Regions from separate parts of the Homo sapiens genome. Here region 1 is linked to region 2. The links are chromatin contacts, found by POLR2A ChIA-PET in ENCODE. All regions are on one chromosome and are shown on one strand. Each heading gives the region's core, a stretch centred on a gene start or an enhancer-like site at or near the end of the contact. The rest is flanking DNA. Distances are from core to core; before and after follow the strand shown.

Region 1 (2,958 bases), core at 328-2,827, 880 kb after region 2:
AAGAGCCCTTTTTTTTTTTTTTTTGAGACAGGTTCTCACTCTGTCACCCAGGCTGGAGTGCAGTGGTGCGATCTCAGGTCACTGCAGCCTTGACCTCCCGCGCTCAAGTGATTCTACCACCTCAGCCTTTTGAGTAGCAGGGACCACAGGTGACACGCATGACGCTGGGCTAATTTTTTTTTTTTTTAATAGAGACAGGGTCTCCTTATGTTGCCCAGGCTGGTCTCAAAGTCCTGGGCTCAAGCAATCCTCCCGCCTCAGCCTCCCAAAGTGCTGGGGTTACAGGTGTGAGCCATCATGCCTGGCCCTTGAGCGCTTTTCTTGAGAAGATGAAGGGAATGGAGTCTGTGTCATCTCAGGGACCCTTGATCACTTACCACATCTCTGGCGATTTGTCCACCCTGGTGAGCTGCCTGTCTCTTGGTCCTGGCTTTCTGCACCTCCGGACTTTGGAGCCTAAGGGGTGGCAGGCCTGGCTGTATTTGTCTGACAAACACAAGCACCTTCTTTGGTGGTGCGGCGTCACCTGGGGCTCAGTGTCACCTTCAAAGGTATAACACACAGGGCCATATCACCAACATCCCCACATGGCACCGTGCCCCTCACACCCTCCCTAGTTAACTTCGACTAACTTTCTAGACTATAGCTAAATTGTATCCTTCCCTCATTGCTTCTCTAGACTTTCTCCTAATTTTTCTCCAAAGGAATCGAGTACTTTCTCCCAGTTTTCTTCTTCCTCTATTGTCCTCCACCAGCCCCACCCCCGCGGTATCAGTCTCTCTCCTGCCCTCAAGAACGATGCTCCCATTTCCACTCAGGTTTTCAACAGTCTTGGCGCATCATGATCATCCATGTAGGACAGCCCCTCTTCTTTAACCGTGATCACCTCATCTCCTCAAGCAGCCCTGTCTGCTGTTTATCATTGCGTGCATCTCCGCTGATGCTCCCAACGCCCACCGATGGAGGCAGGAGCTTCTTTCACTAGGGGAAGGCAGGGACCCTGGGACAAGCGGTCTGAGAAGGAAGTGCTGCCCCACTGATACAGGGTTGTGCGAGGAAGGAGAAAAGGGACAGCCAAATGACAAGGAACATAAAAACTTCCTACATTCGTTTTCCAGAGTTTGTTTGGAGTTTGTCCCTGCCCCCCACCGCCAACTTACTGAAAATACAAGCTATCTCCCCACAGTTCCTAGTAAAGGGTTGCTAAAATTGCTTTAACCCTGAAAACAGTGGTAGGTAAGGGGGTGAAGTAGGGGTGGATGGGGTGAGCCTAAGAGAAATAGGTTGTCTATATTCTGCCTTTTTTTATGCTGCCTTTGTCAGCCCTCTATCATTGCCCCAAGCCCTCCTACGTGAAGTTTTCTGCCTTTCCTTTTTCCTCCATCAAAGCTCTGCTCCTCGTTTGTAAGGATTTTACCTTCAGAAGCTGGTAGGAGCAAGTGGGTCAGTTCCCTCTCTCCTGCCAGTGGGCATGCTGGGCAACCCCTCTGGCCCCCAGGGACAGCAGCACAGGGCCTTGACGCTCCCTCTGCAGGAACCTCCGGCCAGCCTCCCTGTCCTGGTTCTGTTCATAAGATTCCCTACCCGAGTGTGCATGTCTGAAATTCCCTGATCTAAACAGAGGGGGCTGGGAGACCATGACTTAGGGAAACTCAGCCTTGATCTTGGAGCTCCCTCTGCTTTTGAAACAAGGACAGCGTCCTCCTCCCAGGCCAGAGAGCCCTCTATCCAGGGCTCCAGCGGGGAAAGGAGGAATGGGGAATTTCACCGATTGCTTAATGCTATTTTTCAGCCAAAGGGTGTGTTTCTGAGTTTTCGGGAAAGTCAAGTGATTTCTGGGAAAAGGCGGGGATTGGTACCAGGGGAAATAACCAAACCCAGAAAGTCCAGCCCTCCAAATGTGTGTGAATCATGAATTAAGGGAAAGTAGTTATCAGAAATGTAAGTCATCTCTGCTTTAAAGCAAATGTAATGGTTGATAATGACTTAACACCAAGACCCAAGGTGGTATGGCGTGAGGCTTCCTCTTCATAACATCCCTCCACATCCCTTCCAAACATCGAAATTCTACCCCACAACCAAGCCCCCTTTCAGATCCAACCCAGACTCCCTTATCCATAACCCTTGAAGCCAGGTGTGTTTTGAAATTTTATAGATTTTTTTAGGCTATGTAGTCCATGGACCCAATATTAGGTAACACCTCCTCCTCTCCCTCCCTTTATGGACCAGGATAACCCCCTATTAACAAACATTAAGATTTCTGCAGCTAAACACATTGATCTTACGGTAAATGGATAACTAAAGATTACAAATCACATCAGTTCGGGTCAGGTTTTGCTGCCAAATTGAGTTTTAGTCCCAAACTTGAAAACAAACAAACAAAAAACAATAGCCAGGTATTGTGACACACGCCTGTAGTCCCAGCTACTCAGGAGGCTGAGGCAAGAGGATCACTTGTGCCAGGGAGGTCGAGGCTGCAGAGGGCACCACTGCACTCCAGCCTGGGCAACAGAATGAGATCCCATTACAAAAAAAAGACAGAGACTTTGTTTTCAGAGTCCTTTGGATTTTAGAATTGCAGACAAGGGACTGAGGGGCAGTGCCACTCCACAGAGCCTTCCCTGATCTCAGCTCCCCTTTATGCCCCTTTAGTTGGCTTAGCACTGGGCCTGGAGTCAGAAGATAGGCTCATGTCCCAGCTCTGCTCCTCACCAGTGGTGATGTCTTAGGCTCATCACCTAACTTCCTAGTTTCTTTTTTTTTTTAAACCTGGCTCACTATTGACAGACCTAGTTTCTTCAAATATAAAACAGAAATCCTATCAGTTCTGCCTACCCTACATGACTATCAGATGGACCTAATGAAATAATTCGAGTGAACAAGCTTTGCACACTATGGTACCTAATAAATGTGCATGTTAAAAGGAAGAGAATCATGAGCCCGTAAGGTCTCGGAAGA
Region 2 (3,278 bases), core at 457-2,956:
AGAAACTCACAGTCCATAACTAATAGGATATTAATAATCTTTTCCAGTTATGTGAGAATTACTTGCCCTAGTCCCTTTTTATACTTTATAAAAAGGGAAGAAGGGAAACACTATAAATGACTTGTGGGTCAGAACTCTTTTGTCCTATTATTCTTTTTTTTTTTTTTTTTTGAGACGGATTCTTGCTCTGTCGCCCAGGCTGGAGTGCAGTGGCGCTGTCTTGGCTCACTGCAAGCTCCGCCTGCCGCGTTCACGCCATTCTCCTGTCTCAGCCTCCCGAGTAGCTGGGACTGCAGGCGCCCGCCACCATGCCCGGCTAATTTTTTTTTTTTTTTTTTTTTTTTTTGTATTTTTAGTAGAGAATGGTTTCACCGTGTTAGCCAGGATGGTCTTGATCTCCTGACCTCGTGATCCGCCCACCTCGGCCTCCCAAAGTGCTGGGATTACAGGCGTGAGCCACCGCGCCCGGCCTTTTTTTCTATTATTCACTGAAGAATCACCAGCTTCTTGGAGAGTACCTGATACATAGCGTGTATTCGGCAAATACCTGCTTAATTGAATTCGGTATTTATTGCATTTCTAGATGCTATAAGCTTGAGACTAGCAGAAAGTGATGCAGAATTCAGAATGGGTGATATGGCAAATGCCTTATTAAATATAGGGCTCGGCGCGGTGGCTCACACTTGTAATCCCAGCACTTTGGGAGGCCAAGGCGGGCAGATCACAAGGTCAGGAGTTTGAGACCAGCCTGGCCAATATGGTGAAACCCCGTCTTTACTAAAAATACAAAAATTAGCGGGGCGTGGTGGCGGGCGCCTATAGTCCCAGCTACTCGGGAGGCTGAGGCAGGAGAATTGCTTGAACCCGGGAGGCGGAGGTTGCAGTGAGCCGAGATCGCACCACTGCACTCCAGCCTGGGCGACAGAGAGAGACTCCATATCAAAAAAAAAAAAAAAAAAAAAAAAAGGATATGGATTGTATTCCATAAACAGTTGAACCTCTTATTCCTACTGCCCTGATAGTTGGTCTGGCTCCTAGAAATTCAGATTTTCTTCCCTCCAGGTGAGATTATGCGAAGAAAGGAACACTGGCAAAATTATTTCCCTGATTTTCTTCTCTCAGGCTGTCTTTCCCTCCCCTTTAAGATTGTGTACTCCGTCTCAAAAAAAAAAGAAAAAAAAAAGATTGTAGACCCAGCCTATAAATTCATAGGATCAAGAATTCTTACTAACACTCTTTCTAACAACCTTAAATCTCTGATAGTAGCACCCACTTGACTTCGTTTTGTATGGATAGATTTATTCTAATCTCTCTGTAGATTGTTTTAATCCCAAGCAGATGCGAGAGCATAAAATAGTGTATTTGCCCTCCCTCCAGGCTTTTCTGGTAGTATTTTGTCTGTGAAACTAAGAGGCTCTAGCTGCTATTAGAAGAGGGAAGGAGTAAGGATGAGCTTTTGAAAAAAAAAAAAAAAAAAAAACCCAGGGTGGAGAGAGTGGAAGGATGTGGTTTTAAGAGAGGGGGGAGGGAGGGCGTTATTGTCTGTGGGGCGGGGGCGGGGGTAGTTCTGATAACACAGAATTCCGAGAGATCACAAGATTGCTTCAGGGGGGTGGGGTGGGGTGGGGTGGGGCTGGGGGCTTGTCGCCCTTTCAGGCTCCACCCTTTGCGGAGATTATAAATAGTCATGATCCCAGCGAGACCCAGAGATGCTGTAATGGTAAGACTTTGGATCCTTCCTGAGGACGTGGAGAAAACTTGCTGCTGAGAAGGACATTTTGAAGGTTTTGTTGGCTGAAAAAGCTGTTTCTGGAATCACCCCTAGATCTTTCTTGAAGACTTGAATTAGATTACAGCGATGGGGACACAGAAGGTAAGAATGATATAATTACTGGTTATTTTTGCTTGTTTGGGATACACTCAGAAAGGCAAATATTAATGGTAATCTCCTTGTTCTATTTTCTCCTAAGTCACCAAGCTATCTTAAGGCCTTTTCATTTCGTCTCTAGCCTGCACTGCTGCCGCTTCATCAGTTCTCTTTGAATGTCATACAGTTCTGTTCACCTTATCATAGGAAAGTCACCCGGAGAAGTTGTGTTTGCTTCTCAGGTTTATTTTAGGTAACCATATGCCACTGAGGACGAGATGGTTGAGTGTTTAGAGGATCGGGCTGCTTGGTTGTATGGATTACAAGTGTGGGTCTCAGAGCCAGTGTGAAGACTTCTCTGGAAGCATTAGACCTTGAAAAGGTCTGTGTTTGGAGGCACAGGCCAGGGTCTGGCCATCTGTTTGTCCTATAACATATGGGGTTCGTGGATGCTAAGGAGAAAGAATTCCAGTTGTCCTTCCTATTAGGGTTAAAATCGTGAGTGCAGGACATACTAAAATATTGAGTGTTGTATATGCATTATTTGCAGGGAGAAAGGCTTTTCTTTTTTTTCTGATTGAGTTTTACTCTTGTTGCCCAGGCTGGAGTGCAATGGAGCGACCGCAGCTCACCACAGCCTCCGCCTCCCGGGTTCAAGCGATTCTCCTGCCTCAGCCTCCTGAGTAGCTGAGATTACAGGCATGAACCACCGGGCCCGGCTAATTTTGTATTTTTAGTAGAGACGGGGTTTCTCTATGTTGGTCAGGCTGGTCTCGACTCCCGACCTCAGGCGATCCGCCGGCCTCGGCCTCCCAAGGTGCTGAGATTACAGGCATGAGCCACTGCGCGCAGCAAGAAAGGCATTTTTTACCAAGATAAATTTAACTAAAAATAAGGGGCCAGGTGTGGTGGGTCACACCTATAACCCCAGCATTTGGGAAACCAAGGCAGGAGGATCACATGAGGCCTGGAGTTTGAGACTAGCCTTGGGCAATATAGTGAGATCCCATCTCTACAAAGCAGAAAGAAAGAAAATGTAGGAAAATAAGAAAGGGATGGAAAATTATGAGACTAAAGAAGAAAAGGCTCTCAAAGATAGTGAATGATGAGAGGAGACAGAAGAGATTTTTACTAAACGGAAAAAGATTTAACAGAGCATTGCACTGGCAGGGCCCTCCGGGGTACCGATGCTTAGCTGGGACTGAGACATCTGGGAGGCTGCAGGCAAGGTCACTTCTCCTGCTGAAGCTCCCAGCCTGCTGCCTAATCTGCCCGACCTGAAAGGAAAGGAGTTTAAGATATGAAAGGTTGAAGGGATTTTGGGTGGTGGGGTGGGGGGGAATGGCGTAGAAGTTGGCCTCAGGTATAAAAATTGAGCTGCCCCAAGGTAGAAATGGAAAATGTCTCGCCC

The links. ChIA-PET counts read pairs that join two places held with the same protein, here RNA polymerase II (POLR2A).
Region 1: POLR2A ChIA-PET joins it to region 2 with 10 read pairs in A673. The contact joins the promoter of C1S here to the promoter of SLC2A3 in region 2. POLR2A ChIA-PET finds 5 or more read pairs at or near these places in 3 of 52 experiments (A673, activated T-cell and endothelial cell of umbilical vein).

What each region holds. Positions count from the first base shown.
Region 1 is chr12:7,059,337-7,062,294 of GRCh38, reverse strand. C1S (complement C1s) reads right to left here and starts at 1,577. Exons shown (of 12, transcript NM_001734.5): 1 at 1,418-1,577; 2 at 378-456. The coding sequence starts at 382. RefSeq lists enhancers at 989-1,488, 1,489-1,990.
Region 2 is chr12:7,934,615-7,937,892 of GRCh38, reverse strand. It overlaps SLC2A3 (solute carrier family 2 member 3), which reads left to right and starts at 1,706. Exons shown (of 10, transcript NM_006931.3): 1 at 1,706-1,873. The coding sequence starts at 1,859. RefSeq lists a silencer at 1,528-1,577 and an enhancer at 2,645-3,278.